Linked DNA regions of Homo sapiens: region 2 is linked to region 1. Evidence: chromatin loops called from intact Hi-C (ENCODE). Cell type or tissue: MCF 10A. All regions are shown on one strand. Each heading gives the region's core, and the rest is flanking DNA. Links, peaks and the distances in the headings are about the cores only. Region 1 has its middle 6.4 kb from the start of EFNB1. Region 2 overlaps EDA (ectodysplasin A).

Region 1 (8,328 bases), core at 222-8,221:
GAATAGAAAAACAAACATCGTATGTTCTCACTCATAAGTGTGAGCTAAGCTATCAGGATGCAAAGGCCTAACAATGATAGGACTTTGGGAACTCAGGGAAAGGGTGGGAGTGGGCTGAGGTATAAAGGACTAAACATTGGGTACAGTGTACACTGTTTGGGTGATGGGCGCACCAAAATCTCAGAAATCACCGTTAAAGTTATTAAACTTTTTCATGTAACCAAACACCACCTGTTCCCCAAAAACCTATTGAAATAAAAAAATATGGGAACAACAGACACTGGGGTCTACTAGAGGTGGGGAGAAAGGGAGGGGGGCAAGGGCTGAAAAGCTACCTGTAGGGTACTGCGCTCACTACTTGTGATGGGTTCAATCATACCCCAAACCGCAGTATCATGCACTATTCCTTTGTAACAAACCTACACATATACCCCTTGATTCTAAAATGAAAGAGAAAAGAAAAACAAAAGGACAATGTGGTATCAGTACAAAGACAGAAAAATAGAGCAAGGGAATAGAATAGAGTCCAGAAACAGACCCACACATATATGAATAACTGATTTTTTACATTATCAATATTCCTTGCAAGATGAGACTATAAAATACATCTTGGTCACTCTGTCTTGTGCCAGCTACCATGTCATGAGTAACTCTTGGGAGATCCCCATGTGGCAAGGTACTGAGGTCTCTTCCCAACAACCATGTGAGTGGGCTTGGAATCCCCTAGCCTCACTCAAGCCTTCCGATGGCTCCATCCTCAGCCAAGTTTGACCAAAACCTCGTGAGAGAGTTGGAACCAGAACCTCTCAGCAAAGCCACTACTAAATTCCTGCTCCTCAGAAACTGTGTGACATAATAAATGTTTGCTGTTTTAAAGCAAAAAAAAAAAAAAAAAAAAAAAAAAAAAAAAAAAAAAGCTAGACATGGTGGTGCACACCTGTAGTTCCAGCTGCTCAGGAGGCTGGGGTGGGAGGATCACTTGAACCCAGGAGATGAAGGCTGCAGTGAACTGTGATCACTCCACTGCATGCTAGCTTGAGTGACAGAGCTAAGACTCTGTCTCCAAAAAGGGGGCAAATTTTATGGTATATAAATTACATTGCAATAAAACTGTTATAAAGTAACAAACAGGCTGGGTGCAATGGCTCATGCCTGTAATCCCAGCATTTTGGGAGGCCGAGGCAGGTGGATAACCTGAGGTCAGGAGTTCGAGACCAGCCTGGCCAACATGGTGAAACCCCATCTCTACTGCAAATACAAAAATTAGCCAGGCTTGGTGGTACGCGCCTGTAACCCCAGCTACTCGGGAGTCTGAGGCAGGAGAATTGCTTGAACACGGGAGGCGGAGGTTGCAGTGAGCTGAGATTGTGCCACTGCATTCCAGCCTGGGCTACAGAGCAAGACTCCATCTCAAAAAAATTAAAAATAAAAAATAAAAAAACCCACCACCAAAACCAAAAATGAACAATCTGAAAAACAGTAACATAATAAAAATAATGGCCGGGTGCGGTGGCTCACGCCTGTAATCCCAGCTCTTTGGGAAGCCAAGGCAGGCGGATCACCCGAGATCGGGAGTTTGAGACCAGCCTGACCAACATGGAGAAAACCTGTCTCTACTAAAAATACAAAATTAGCCAGGAGAGAAGCATGCCTGTAATCCCAGCTACTCAGGAGGCTGAGGCAGGAGAATCACTTGAACCCAGGAGGCAGAGGTTGCAGTGAGCTGAGATGGCACCACTGCACTCCAGCCTAGGCGATAGAGGGAGACTCCATCTAAAATAATAATAATAATAATAGTAGTAGTAGTAGTAATAATAATAATAATAATAATAATAATAATAATAATAATTTGGGCTCTAGACCTCAGAAAGTTCCAAGAAAAATGAACATTCTTAATATGTAAGTTGTTCTTACAAGTTAATTTTAAAAATCACAAAAGCAAAGGAGACAAATACCCAAAGATGAGACTAGACACAAATGGCTAATAAATATGTGAAGAGATCAAAAAGACAGCGAATAAGGGCTATGACCTCCATGTCGCTTGCTATATAAATGTCTCACTCATTTAACCCTCACACCATCCTATGAAGTAGGCTCTCAGCTTCTTGCAGGGAATGCCGCAGACTACTCAGGACTGTGTATCACCTTGTCCCACTCATGGTTCTCTCCTGACCTGCAGTGGTGGAGTGTGCCCCCACAATGCCCATCTGGGCACCATTGACTCCAGTGGCCTGACTTAATCCAAGGGGTCACTGAAGGTATCAAGAGAATTCACTGGACTGCACACTTTCAGGCAAGACTCCTGGAAACATTATTTCCAGAAGTGGGAGTTTTGCTATATGCTAGGTGGCAGCACCTGAGCCCATCTTCCCTAATGAGCTCCTGGAGTGCAAATATTCTGTGTGGCAGGCTACATGCAATATGTGCACACCCATCAGGCTTAGCAATTGGCCGGGCTGATAGGGAAGTTGTCAGCTGCTGATGGAAGCTGAGTTGCCCAGCGAGGGCACGCACACCCCTATGAGGAAGACCACTGTGCTCATGCCCAGCAGTGGACCCTGGAAGGCCCTGCTGGCAGGGCTGAGATTTCCTGCAGGAAGCTGTTCTGTACTACACCAACTGGAGGAAAAATGGGTAATCACAGTCACAGACTCCTGGACCTTATTGCCTAGCTGTAGCAATTTCAGCCTGGACATTTTTAAAAGCAGGTGTTACCAATCATCCCCTTTGGACATAAAACCCCGTAATAAAGTGTCCACGGAAAGTCCATCCTGAAACCTGCAAGCTCGGGTCCTTGCAGAATAGGCTTGGGAACCTGACTGGGCTGCCTGCTTTTCAGGGTTATTAACTCCAAGCCAGGGCCTCATTAAAACACGAATGGTAGGAGCAGGCAAGGGAAGGAGAGGAGGGTTGGAACACCTCAGACCCCCACAGTGGGCTCTTTTCCTTACTAGCCAGAGCTGACTCTTCACACCAACGACTACTAAGAACTGAGTGACTGAAAGAGAGTCTCAGGTGAGTGGCTTCCATGGGGAGGGGAGAAGGTAAGGGCGACCTGCCTCAGTTTCCTCCAAGATCACCAGGTTGGAGAGAGACAAAATGTCTCAGGGAGCCATGGACAAGAGTGAGGGTGGGGTTGGTGAGCCCTCTACTCAAACGTGCTTGTTGGTTTGGGATTGGTGGCTAACTGGAAATGGCATGTGGTGAGGGGAAGTGACTTGAGTGTCTCTCTCATCTCTTTAAGTCTCAGGTCCTGGAACCTGCCAGGGTCAGGGGAGGCCCAGCAGTGTTTGTGAACTGGACTCACCTATGCTTATTCCTGGGAGAGACTGGCAGGATCTCTGTTGGAATCTCCCTCTTCGGTCCTGGATTCTTGACTTTTTCACGCATCTGATGTCTGTAGGAGTGTCCTAATTAGCTATAGCCTCTGTGTGTGACAGGATCTGGGAGACTGCTCATCTGGCCTGGGCAATCTGTCCTTCTGTCAAATGGTGAAACCAGAGAAGACTTTCCCTGAGATGAGGAGAGGGGAGCAGGAGGAAGGATGCAGAGCTAGTCCCTCCATGTTCCATGGAGCATACAAGTCTTTGCTGTGGCCAACACCATTCCTTGACATCAGGGGCTGAGCTGCAGTCATCTCCGTGTCCCTCCCAGGAATAAAGGCTGTGTCTGGCATGTGGCTGATGTAGATATTTGTGGCTTGGAGCCAGAGAGACCTGCATAAAACTTTGGGTTCTGTTGCTTACTGGATGGGAGACACTATTTAAGTCACTTGGCTTCTGAGTGCACCAGTTTCCTCGTCTGTATATAGAATGAGTTTCTTATGAGAAAATGGATACAAACAATCTGGAATGTAGTAGGTGCTCAATAAATAGTGGCTGTCACTACCACTACCGCTGCCATCATCACCATCACCATTAGCATCTGTGGAGTGCCTCCTGTATGCCCATCCTTATGCTTGGCCTTGATGCATAAAGATAAAGGAGAAGCAGTCAGTGGTTTCTGCCCCAGGTTAGTATCTAGTGAGACAGCTAAGATGTACACAAATAATGAAAATCCAAGTGGAGATCTCGGGCAGTACAGTCAGAATATGGAGCTCAAAGAGAGGAACAGTCCCTGTGGGCTAGGGCCTTCCAGGAAGGCTGTCCAGAGGAGGTGGGTGCTCAGGCAGGCCTGAATAGATTAACTTCCAGTGTCTGGAGGGAGGATAGGGAGAAACGAGGGCGTTCCTGGCTTAGCTCAGCCCAGGCCAGCACCGGAAGCTGGCCGTGTCCCGGTCTTCTGTTCGGCTGCTGGGGGCGAGGCTCAGTGCTGGTTCAGCTTTAGGGATGCAAATACTTAGCTGGCCATCAGAGGTCGACAGAGTTTGAGAAATAGGCAGGCTACTAGGGAGCGGAAAAGATTGCTTGGGGACTCCACCACTTTGATTCAATAACCTGTCTCTTTTCCTCACCTCTTTTACTGCCTCTTTTCCTCACCTCTAAGATCACACCCTCTCCCTCCCTGGTCTTTGGAGCCCTAATTCCTTCAGGCACTAAGTTAGTGCAGAAGCTCCCAAACTTCCTGTATTCTGCACCTCTGCCAGGGACACCGATCCCAGGAGGAAAGTTCCCTCCCTCTCCACACCCCACCCTTCCCAGTTAAGGCAGGGGCTGCCGCAGGCTCTGCTTTGTGTCCTGGAGAAAGGCTGTGGAAGAAAAACAAGCCAGGCCAGGGAGATTGATGTTCCTCTGAGGGGCTGGCTTCCTGGCGAGGAAGATGCTGAGTGGTTTGTCAATCGAGGTTTGTCAGGGCCTCAGCCTCACCCCAACACTTCTTTGGGCAGCCCTGGAGAGGAGGATGTCTGGTGGGGGTGGGGCGGGGAAGGCTTGGTTGAGAGACTAAAGGCTTAGAGACTGGGCCCTTACCAGGACCTTCCTCATTGAAGGTGGGAAGGAAGGTCTCTAAACCAAGATAGACTAAATTGTGAGTGGGGAGGGGAGGTGTCAGACATCCTGGCTGGGTTGGCTGAGGGGCAGCTGGAGGGTGGTGGGCCTGGGTGCCATATATCTGCCAGTGGTTATCTGGCCAGCTGGGTCCAGCCCCTATTCTGTCCTCGGGATGCCCCAAGAGGCTCGTGGTCTCTCTCCTGGTAGGCCTGGGGTTATCAGCCAAGAAAGCCCAGAACCTGACCCTTTAACCTCCATGGTTGGGTGGGAGGCAGGATGCTAGCTCGGAGTCCAGAGAGGGCTCAGAGCTAGGGGGCTGGAGCACTGAGGAAGCAGCTTGTCCTTCCCTCTGCTCCTCGGTTGCCCAAATGCACTCTCGGCTTGGGGTGTTCCTCCATAGGAACTTTATTCCCGGTGTTTGTGGGGCCTGACGTGTCTAGTGTGTTCACTCGGGAACCAGGAGGAGGACCTGGCAAAGATGCATCCCATCGCCCTCCCCCAGGCCCACTGGCCCTCTGAGATGAGGAGCTAGGCTGGGGTCAGTGACAGATGAGGACAGGTGCTGCTCCCTTCCCTCGAATTCCTGTGCCCCTGACAGTGATGAATGGCCCAGCCTAGCCTTGCACATTCTCCAGGTAACCAGAGCAAGAGAGCAACAGGCTTACCCTTACCTAGGCTGCCTCCTGCTGGGCTGGAGAGCAGAGGACAGGGGCACTACTGGAGGAAACTGAGCCTAGATCAGTGAAACCCAGCAGGGCAGGGGTTTCTGAAGATGAGGCCTCTGAGGGCCCAGGGTCCCAGCTGCCCTTCAGAGGCTTGTCCACCTGTTATGCACACCAAGCCATGCTCTGGCTCTCAGATGCCCTATTTCAGGCTCTTACAGGGACAGGGGGGCAGGTCATTTGCCTGCATGGAGCTTGAGGCTTTGGGACAGATGTCTAGGAGTCCAGGGTAGGGGTAAGGGGTATGAGGAGGAGATAAAGAGAGAAGGAGGGAGGGGGACCAGACCCATCTGAGGGAGAGAGGGGCTCCTCCCATCCCTAGTGCCATTCTGCCATCAACCTGACACAGGCTAGCATCTGGCAAATCAAGATGATCTCAGTGCAAATACCCATAAACCAGGCATGCAGCTGGGGCAGGGACAGGGAAGGGCTGGGGAGAGAGTCTGGCTGAACCTTTGGCCTTTGGGACGACCCCCTTCTTCCCCAGCCACCGGGAACTCTCGTGGGTGCAGTGAAAACAGACTTCCAGATCTTACCCGCCTGAGGCTAGATCTCACCTAGCCCTGGGGTATGATGCAGCCACGTGGGGAAAGGAGGAAGAGTGGGAAGTCTCAGGTCCCACCCCAGGCTTGCCCAGAGACTGACCTACAGATAGGGTGAATTGGAAAAAAGCAAAGTATTCATTGAAGAGAAAGGGCAACCCAAGATCAGCATAGACCCCAGCTGGTCTCAGCTAGGAGGCAAGTGTGGGCAGAGGGAAGGACAGCAGAGAAGGGGGTGGTGGGAATAAGCTGGCTGAGCAAAAGAGCACTTTGCAGACTGAGGTTGGTGGAGCAGAGGATGCAGCCAGATTGAGCCTGGAGCCTTAGTTTTCTCATCTCTAAAACAGGTCTATCAATATCAACCTCAGGGATGTTGTGAAGATTAAACAAACATAATAGAGCACCAGGTGAAAGCACCCAGCCACACTGCCTGGCATACAGTAGGTGTTTAATAAATGGTAGCTCTCCCTCTCCTTGTAGGGAATAGGTGCCAGTGTATGTGAGATGTGCAGGTACAGGTAGTAGGTCTTCTAGGAGGAAAATAGGAGGCATGGGGCAGGCTAGAGATGACTGCAGACAAGAGAGAGGGTTGCTAGCCCCACTGGGTTGTCCCAGTTGGCAATGCCTTGGACCTCAAGTTAGGATCCTTGCTCCCTGACTCTTCAGTCTGCTTTTCTAACTGTTAGCTCTGGCTGGGCCTGCTGGCTTTCCCAGGCCCACACCTTGGCACACACTCCTTTCCACAGCCTTGGTATATCAGTGTGGCCTAGTTTACATCCTGACTTTTCCACTTCCTGGCTGGGTGGCCTTAGGTGAGTTATTTCACCTCTCTGTGTCTCAGAGTGCAAGGCAGGCAGGGAGAAGTCAAGGACAAGGGCCACAGAAATAGAAAGGTGTGTGCATGTTCATACACATGTGTAGATGATAGTGAACATGAGAAACTCTGGGGGCTAGATTTTAAATTCCACGAGGACAGTACCCGGTCCTGCCACCTTCTGCTGAATAAATGGATAGGTGAGAAAGAATGAGAGTTTGTGTGCATATATGTACAAGTGTGTGAGAATATGAGAGGAGATAAAAAATGTGCATGTGCCACACAAAGCATGTGTGAACAGGTGAGAACGTGTGTGACTGGGGATGAGAGTGTCTCTGTGGGAGGCTCTGCAGAAGAGTAAGAGTTTCCATTTAGTAAGTACCACAGTGGGCCAGGCATGATACTAAGCCCTTCACATGCATTGTCTCATTCACCCGTCACCACGGCTCTGTGAATGAGGGACGACCTCTAGGTTACAGACAAGTAACTGAGGCACACAGAGGTGAACTGACTTGCCCAAGGAGACACAGTTCATAAGCAGGGAACTCTGTGGCTCTGAAGTTTATACCTCCCTGCTGCTCATGGGTGTGGGAAGCTGAGCTCAGAAGGAGCAGCTCTGCTCTCCCAGGGCTGCACGATGCCCGAGGCTTCCTGCAGCTGCCAGATGTTCTCCTGCATCTCTGGGTCCAGGATCCCCCACATACAGGTATCAGTGTTTGGTGTTCCTTGTGGGCAGGGCTTGTTGGAGCTGCTCTTTGTGTCAACAGGGATGGCCCCGCTCAGAGGTCAGCACAGAGGCACTGCTCAGGAAATGCTGGTGGACTTGAAACCTGATAGTTGTGTGTGTGTGTGTGTGTGTGAGCACGTGCGTGGATGTGTTTGTAATGACACAGTAACCTGGGAGAAATGGGTGGGGAGTGACTGCCAATGGTATAGGGAGGGCTTGGATGAGAGGGCCCCCATTGCTCACAGATCCTGACTTCCTCTCAGGCTCCCTTGGGAGTAATTTTTCCCTACCTCGGGGGCCTGAATCATTACATCTGAGGCCCCGCCAGGGTGGGTCAGGAGGTGGGAACCTGGAATCACTGGCCTAGCCATGGCAGGGAGTAGGCTCAGCTCTGCTCCTGAGGCCCCTGTAGCTGGTGTGGGCAGGTTGAGGCAGAAAGGCTGTGCTGTGAGCAGGGATAAGTAGCATGTGGAGCAGGTCTGGACATAAAGAGTCTTCTTCTCATTTCCTCTGCCACCCTGCCCACCGGGATTAGGTGCTGGCACACTCAGGAACTGCTTGTCTTCCCATGTTTCCCAAGACTGGCCGCATAGCC
Region 2 (8,328 bases), core at 60-8,059, 1.2 Mb after region 1:
GCTGCTAAGTGCAGAGAAACCTCTAAAGCTCATGCCTCTAGGTCTTTAAGGCTACAGGGACTCTTCTGGGAGAGATGTTCTCTGGACCTTCCTTTCCTTCCTTTCTGAGGAAGAGACCCCACGATGACCCCATGGTTTCATTCCAAATGCAGATGTGGTTAGACATAGACAAATGGCCTCTTGAGTGGCATTGCCATGAGGATTGGGTTTCTTGGCCATGAGGCATTGTTCTTAAGGGAGGACCTGATAAATCAGGACAAGATTCTCCTGCCTAAGTGTCTGGGGAGCAAGAAGTCAGAGTCAGTAAGAAGGTTTTTAGTGAGACTAGAGAAGGTTGTATTTAAAACTAAGAAACTACCTCAGGTGAAGACATTGTGATGAAGTCTGGAAACAGGCTTCCATTCCTGAAACTTTCCATAAAATTGTGAGAAGGTGGTGAAGGAAGGAAGAAGACCTGTGCCTACATGTAGTCTTTGAGTGGAGCTGCACAGAGCAGAGGAAGTCAACAGGAAGAGCTGGAGGTTTTGGTTCAAGACCACAGTTATGACTCATTTAAGATAACTACATCCTGGTGGGAATGTTGAAAGGACTGGAATATGAAATAGGAGGGTCGAGATTGTTCTAGAAGGATAGCAAGGAGGAAAGGGGGAAGAGTTGGTGGGCATGATTAATAATACATTTGAGAATGGGACTTCTGAGGAAAGACTTTGGGAAGCTGGATTATTTAGCCTATAGAAATAGGGGTTGGTGGGTAACTTAATTTCTTTTCATATATAAGGATTATTATGTATATGTATATTCTTCTCTGTCTACACAAATAGAATAAGAGCTTAAACTGCCACAAGAGGGACATCATTTAATATACCAGAGAACTTCCTAACAGTGAGCAGTGAGGGGCAATAAACATTGGAACATGTTACTATGGAGTTTGCAGAATTTCCTTTCCCAGAGATCTTTTAAAATAGAGTTTACAGAGGTCAGCTGAGAGAGTGAAACTTGCTGCCTCCTCCTCAGCTCCCTCTACTCTCTGTCTCTGCTTCTTTCCTGTTTCTCAATATCTCTCTCTCTCCCTCCTCCTCTTTCCGTGCCCCTCTTCCTCCTTCTCCATTCCCCCATCTCCAAAACTCCTTCCCATTCCTCATTCCCGACTAGCACTGTCCCCATCCCAACCCCCATTTCCTGTACATCCTGACTCCTGGAGGAACCTTCCTGGAGCTGATACTGTTCCTAAGGCCAGGCTGTACGGCTTCCTCTTGTTATCGACATCAAGTCCACCAAACTGGGCAGTAAACATAAAAGCTCCACATTCTTCAACAATAGCCCTTTCTAAAAAGAACCACAAAGTGACCCATAGGTCTAATCACTTGGTAGAGAAATTCTCATCCTTTGGACTCAGCTGAAATGTAACCTCCTTTTTGAAACCTTCTCTGACCTCTTCAGCATTTGGTCCCTACCCACTAAGGTAGCACTTCTACTATCCCATGACTGTGTCTGTTTCCCCACAGACACAGACTGATCTCCTGGAGGGCCACTTATTTCTATATGCTCAAACCTAGCTTTGTAAATGCATATTCACAAAAGGGAGTGGGGGGAGGGGAGAGAAAGCATAAGACAGACGGAGACAGGGAGACAGAGATGTGTGATAAAGGTATCCAACTCTTTAGCAGGGCCTCCCAGAGAGCTGACTTTGTGTCCTCAGAAGTCTGTAGAACTCCTGACAGTACACTCATCACAGGAAATAACTACAAATGTAACACTGAGGCCAGGCGCGGTGGCTCACGCCTGTAATCCCAGCATTTTGGGAGGCTGAGGCAGGCAGATCACCCGAAGTCAGGAGTTTGAGACCAACCTGGCCGACATGGTGAAACCCCGTCTCTACTAAAAATACAAAAATTAGCAGGTCGCGGTGGCACGCGCCTGTAATCCCAGTTACTCCAGAGGCTGAGGCAGGAGAATCGCTTGAACCCGGGAGGTGGAGGTTGCAGTGAGCCGAGATCGTGCCACTGAACTCCAGCCTGGGCAACAGAGCAGGACTCCGTCTCAAAAAAAAAAGTAACACTGAATCCTATTTTTCAGGAAAGAAAGCAGGACCTCCTGGACCCAATGGCCCTCCAGGACCCCCAGGACCTCCAGGACCCCAGGGACCCCCAGGAATTCCAGGGATTCCTGGAATTCCAGGAACAACTGTTATGGGACCACCTGGTCCTCCAGGTCCTCCTGGTCCTCAAGGACCCCCTGGCCTCCAGGGACCTTCTGGTGAGTTCCCCTGTCTCTCCACCCCACCAGGTGCCTTTAAAGTACTTTAGGAGAGCAGGAGTGGGTGATCCTGAGAGCAGTTTCAAACGGTGGAGATGGGGTTGGTGTGCAATAAGGGATGCAGATCTCCTAGCCCAGTGTAAAACTAGGAATTGGACAAGCCAGTAGGGCCTGGCCTGCTCTAGCTTCTTATATCTACCAAACTGTCAAGGACAGGCCACCTGTTCTTGCCCCATCTCAACCCTTCTGTTACAAGCCCTCCCTGACTCTTGGCCTCCCTGTAGTGGACCAGTAAAACTCATATGAGCCAGAGACAGAGGCCCTGGTGGTTCACAGGAGTTCCAGTGGGGAATAGATGTAATCTTCTGTGATTCCCAGCATCTAGCTCCACATGCTGATGTTTGCATAGAAATAGGCTATGGAGTAGAAAGTTGAGGACTGAACAAAATGACAAGCCCTAGGATAGTTTCATCTTGTGAAGTCTGAAGTGCTTTTCCCATAGCAAGTAGTCACTAATGGTCAAGAAGTTAGAAACTTAAGAGTCACTCAGGCTGTGGATGAAGCAAACCCAGGCACCAAGGCTGTCCTGTCCGGGAACCAAGTGCTTCTTGCACTAGATCCTTACCCTACCACACTTGCCATTCAAATGTCATTTCATCCCTTTGCATCTTTCTCCTTAAGCCCTGAAGGGCATCCGAAAGGTATGAATGCAGATCCAAACCTGCCTAATTGGAGTTGACAAGAGTCAGACTGCCTGGGCTAATGTCAGTTGTTATTTCTTTCTCCTGCTCCTCACTCCCCTGCCCTGTATCTTGGGGCTTTAAAGAAATGGACCCTTACAGCTGATTTCTCCAGGGGCAAGAATTCTGCAGCAGGATTCAGATTCTTTAACTTGTACTTCACACAGGGCTCAGCAGTGTTACCATGGCCACAAGAGATGGAGTTAGAGATTTTTTTTCAACCAATCATTCCTTAAATATTGAGCACTTTCTGTATACAAAGAGATATATTGATACATGGTCCCTTTTCTTATAGAGTTTATCTCCTAGAGGAAGAGAGAACAAAGAAACAAGATATTTACAAATAGCAGTGGGCTCTATGAAGAAAATTAATAGAAAGGGAGCAAAACACTAGAGAAGCCAATGCCATTGCCTCAGGGTCACACAGTGATGGGAATGCTCTCTCATTGTTCTCCATGGGTGCCCGGTGGGGCTTGCCTTGGGCTAATATTGGCCAGAGGCAATACTCAGAAGTTTCCCTGCTGGGTGCTGGGCCCACTGAAGATGAAGGTCAGGGCAGGAAACAGAAGGGGTGCACTCTGACTCTTCCTCCAGCTCTGAGCCCTGGAGAATAAAGCTCAGACAGGGCTGGCTGCAGGGAGCATGGCTCACCACCACTAGCTGCTCAGGTGAGGGGAAAAGGAAGTCAAAAGATTATGCCCTCTGATTGTCCTATCCTATTTTGCAGGTGCTGCTGATAAAGCTGGAACTCGAGAAAACCAGGTTGGCTGGGGATTGCTCTCTTCCTGGGTAGGAGGGAAAGCCACAGGCTAGAGCCACCTTTAAATTAGCTTCTTATTAGATTTCCTGAGGCTTTATTTCATGAGAACACCCCGGAGATTCTGACGGTTTTCACTCACAGCCCCCTCCCATCTCTATGAATAGAAAAGCTTTGCCCCAGGGCATGTTTTTAGCTAAGGAAAGGGTGTCTTGCCAGGATCATTTTTCCTCATTCCACAGGAGACCCCAGGTTCACCATAGCCAGGCCCAGTAGTCAGCTGAAATAAGCTGCCAGTCAGACCTATTCACCTGAGCCTCCAACTCCCCAACCACCCCAGACACCTTGCCGGCTCTCAGACCACCTGGGATCCGGAGCTGAAGAGTTGAAGAGTATGTCCTTGAAAAACAGCCAACCAGCTCCAGGCCCAGCCTAGCCTGGGCGTCTGCCTTAATGGCCTGAAGAGCTCCTCCCAGTCTTTGAGCTTCCTAATCTGTCTCTATTGGCAGGTTCTACTGCCTTGCCTTGTCTCATCTCAGCCTCCCTTGCTACAGCTGTGTGGCCACAGTGATAAATCTACACAGCTGCACAGTGCTTGACGGCTTGCAGGGCAATTTTATATCCATCACCTCATTTGATCTTCAGACATCCCTGTGAGAGAGGCCAGACATTCTTATAATCCCCATTTTACAGTTAGGGAAATGAGGCTCAGAGGCATTACATTTGGTTGAGGTCACATAGCTAGGAAGCGGTAGAGCTACAAAATCATATTACCCTCTAGTAGAAATGTAGTCAGTAACATCCCAAGACAGGGGAGAGGGATCAGAATTGGATTACAATAGAAGACTAGAAACCAGGATGGAAACATGGGACTGGTGGCTGAGCAAGCAGCCATTACTCATAGTGACTACTCTCTATCCTTCTCATCCTGCCAGCCAGCTGTGGTGCATCTACAGGGCCAAGGGTCAGCAATTCAAGTCAAGAATGGTAAGAATCAAAATAGGCTCTCTCCCAAAGAGGAGCTTCTCCCCTGCCTCCTCCCCAGCCTCCAAATAATCACCCAGCCTAGTTCCTCCCAGGCCGCTGAGGTACCGTTGGCATACGAAGTCATTCTTTGCTCCATCATGCCCTCTACTGGCTGTCCTGAGCAATTGCTGGCATCAAGACCAGTTGCTACACCCAAATTGCTTTAGAATCACTGATGACGGAGCTGAAAGGGACTTGAGACATCATCTAGCCCAGGCATTCTCAGGGGATGGAGGTTATATCAGAGCCACCATGGAGATATGTGTAGTTAGATTAATATTTTCACAATACAAATTATAGAAAGTAAAACTATGTAAAATTAAATTTTTCTTGTCTGATCTACACAGGTGGGCAGACAGGCTGCATCTCTCAGGGAAGGTGGGGCATGTTAGAATCTCCAGGGAATTTAAGATGCTAGTGTCTATCAAAAAGGAGAACATGTTTAATGGGGTTAAGAAACACTGATTTGTTGTAATCCCTGCATTTAAAAGATGGGGAAACAGAGTCCCAGAGAGATTGGATAATACCATAATAAATCATGCTGTCTCATATTTGTACGATACTTTAGAGTTCTCAGCATACTTTCTTTGTCTTTAATTTCATTCAGTCCTCACAACCACCCTATGAGGTAGGTATGAGCTCCTTTTTACAAGACAGAAAGTGAAGTTCAGAGAGATTAATTAAGTTTCCCAATATTTCTTAGTCAAGTTAGTTTAGGAGCCAGGATTCAAAACTACATCTTTCTGACTCTTTCCTCTCCCCTGTGCTACTTCAGTGATATGTATGTACACTCCACTGAATGATTAGGTTCATTTTCTTCCCCCAAAGAAACATGAACATTCATGAAAGAACAGCACTTTGGAATAATGTCCAGTCCCCAGAGTGCACAAAGCCTAAAATGCGTGAACCCCCAGGAGCCTTGGGAAGCAGCAAGCTAGCCAAGATGCCAGATGCTTACAGAGCTTGGGGTGGAAGGGAGGGGTTGTGAGTACAGAAACGGTAAAGGAAGGTTAAAAAAAACAGCTACATGGGGACAGTTTCTAAGAACTCAGTCAGTCCTGAACTGGCTGTGCTGAGTTTCCTTAATGACTGTATTTAGCTACTTCCCTGACTGCCACCTCCATGTCTGACTTAGTAGCCTCAGAAGTGTAAATAGGAACACAATGGCACCAAAACCCAATTGGTCCTGCTGGGGACCCCAAGGCCCTGAGTGGGCCATGATCCCCACCTGTCCAGGGAGGCCAGAGACAGGCCAAAATAGATTTGTTTGGATATCTAGATGGATAGTGTTTATTCTGTGCTAGCAGCCACTGATTTTGCTCCCACTGCCACATAATAAGATTGTTTCCAGCCCCTCTGGGCCAATCCTCAGAGGTGGTCTGTGCTGACCTTTAGTACTACCAGAAGAAGTGATGGGGGTGGGGTGCAGTGACTCACACCTGTAATCCCAGCACTTTGGGAGGCCGAGGCTGGCGGATCACATGAGGCCAAAAGTTTGAGACCAGCCTGGCCAACATGGTGAAACCCCGTCTCCACAAAAAATACAAAAATTAGCTGGGCATAGTGGCACACACCTGTAATCCCAGCTGCTCGGGAGGCTGAGGCAGGAGAATCACTTGAACCCGGGAGGTGGAGGTTGCAGTGAGCCAAGATCACACCACTGCACTCCAGCCTTGGTGACAGAGTGAGTGACAGTCCATCTCAGAAAAAAAAAAAAAAGAAGAAGAAGTGATGGGGTCAGGGGTTGGAGGACGTCATGCAGAGTGGTCCATTGATGGGACAGAGCCAGGGCAGCTCCTAGCCCATCTACTTACCACCTCAAGGAAAGATGGTCACCTTTTCCAGAAAGGCTGTTTCCTCACCCCTCAGACAGGCAGGCCTACTGAAACTGGCCAAAGATGGACTTATAAAATATAATTTCTTGGGTGCAGGATGGATGGCTTAGAGGGGAAAAGGCTCCCTGGGCTTGGATGTCCTCCTCTCATGGTGGGAAGGAACATTCCTCTTTCTGCAGGATGGAAAGAGAAGTTTTTCCTCCATCCTCACACACTGGCTTCCGCTGTCCAAAGGAGTGTGACTGCCCCCTCCACCCCTGCCTGGGGTGGGGCTGAGACAGATGCTTTGCCAAGGGTGGCTCGGCTCCTATCCTCCCAGCTGGCTCTATTGCAGCCTGCCAGTCTATCCTTCACTCTCATAAGGATCCCTCTCACCTATGGGGCCCTGGTACTAGTGGTCAGTAGCCCCAGTTACCATGGAGTCTGAATCATCTCTAATCCCTAAGGTTCTCCAGATAGACAGTGGGCTGAGTGGTTTCCTCCCAGGGAGGCTTTCCAGAAAGCTGTGGGTGTGGAAGAACCGTAAAAAAGAATCTCTTAAGGAGAAAGAGAAAACCCATGAACCTATGAGATGAGAGGGATTCAGGAGCTCTGGCTGGGAAAGTAAAATTGAATAATAAGACCTAGCCTGCCACTCAGTGTCTGAATTTTGCCTGTGCAGGCCCCATAACAACAAAGAAAATAGGGCAGCATGCCCACTCTCATCCTCCACCGGCAAATTCCAGCTAGAAGGTATTGGTTAAAGACCCTTCCAGATGCAAGGGTCAAGAAAGGAAGGATAAAGACAGACAGGCAGAGCCCAGGAGCCCTGAAGCAGGCCTGGCAGCTGCTTTACAAACAGAACAGCTTCTCTGCTTTCAAATGCTCTTCTTAAAGTTTGGCCTTCTAGGCTACCCTGGTTGCACTGGGATAGGGGTGGGGGTTGTGAACTCCTTGGTATTTATTTTCTGTTGCCTCGATTATTCTGACATGTACTGAGTGACTGCCCTTCTCTCATACTGAGATCTTTCAGGTGGAGTGCTCAATGACTGGTCTCGCATCACTATGAACCCCAAGGTGTTTAAGCTACATCCCCGCAGCGGGGAGCTGGAGGTACTGGTGGACGGCACCTACTTCATCTATAGTCAGGTAGAAGTGAGTACGGTCTTAGGCCTAACTCTTCTTATATCCAGAATGCAGATCCGGTGCAGGCCACATAGGGGCACTGTGGAGCCAGCCAAGACCATCCAATGGCTAACTTCCTGCTTTGGGTGAGGGGGTGGGGGGACCGCACTGGGAGGGAGTTGAAAGGAGGAAAGAGAGAGGGGGCCAGCTTCTTTTGTTTTGTTTTGTTTTGTTTTTCCTTAGCCAAATATTATTGAAAAACTGTGAAAAAGACCCCTCCCACACCCTGCCATCTGATTCCCTCCTGCAGGGCCTCAGGCCCCTGTTTACCCTCTGAGCTGTTTGGCTGCACTGCCAAACTTGAACTTGGTCTCAGTACATTCTTTGAAAGTCAGTTCCAGGGTTACTGAGAACCCTTTCCCTCAACACTGCTGGCTCGGACGTTGTAATGAATAGTGCTCCTGCAGACTTTCTTTCCACCTCAAAAAGATTTCTGACTGTCTTTCCTTCCTCTTTCTCCCATTTGTTTCCCTATCTTTCTATTCCTCTATTCTTGCCTCCTTCCTGCTGTCATTCTCCCAGCCCTTTCTCCCTCTGCTTTTGTCCTCTT

What was found. Peaks named below come from ENCODE experiments on the same cell type or tissue, not always from the same donor. Only the 100,000 strongest peaks of a DNase experiment are listed, where the experiment ranks them.
Region 2: a loop joins it to region 1, with 13 times the contacts of the local background. A loop is called at or near these places in 2 of 110 quality-filtered maps.

Annotation. Positions count from the first base shown.
Region 1 is chrX:68,818,493-68,826,820 of GRCh38, forward strand. No RefSeq gene overlaps it. Among named protein-coding and RNA genes, the nearest start is that of EFNB1, 6.4 kb to the right of the region's middle. RefSeq lists enhancers at 4,649-5,149, 5,150-5,650. In MCF 10A, for the core only: a CTCF peak has its summit at 4,367 (motif pointing right); a DNase peak (open chromatin) is centred at 4,359.
Region 2 is chrX:70,025,781-70,034,108 of GRCh38, forward strand. EDA (ectodysplasin A) reads left to right here. Exons shown (of 8, transcript NM_001399.5): 4 at 2,077-2,256; 5 at 3,724-3,758; 6 at 4,689-4,740; 7 at 7,618-7,748. Among named protein-coding and RNA genes, the nearest start is that of MIR676, 7.1 kb to the left of the region's middle. In MCF 10A, for the core only: CTCF peaks have their summits at 4,891 (motif pointing left), 7,278 and 7,832; a DNase peak (open chromatin) is centred at 4,891.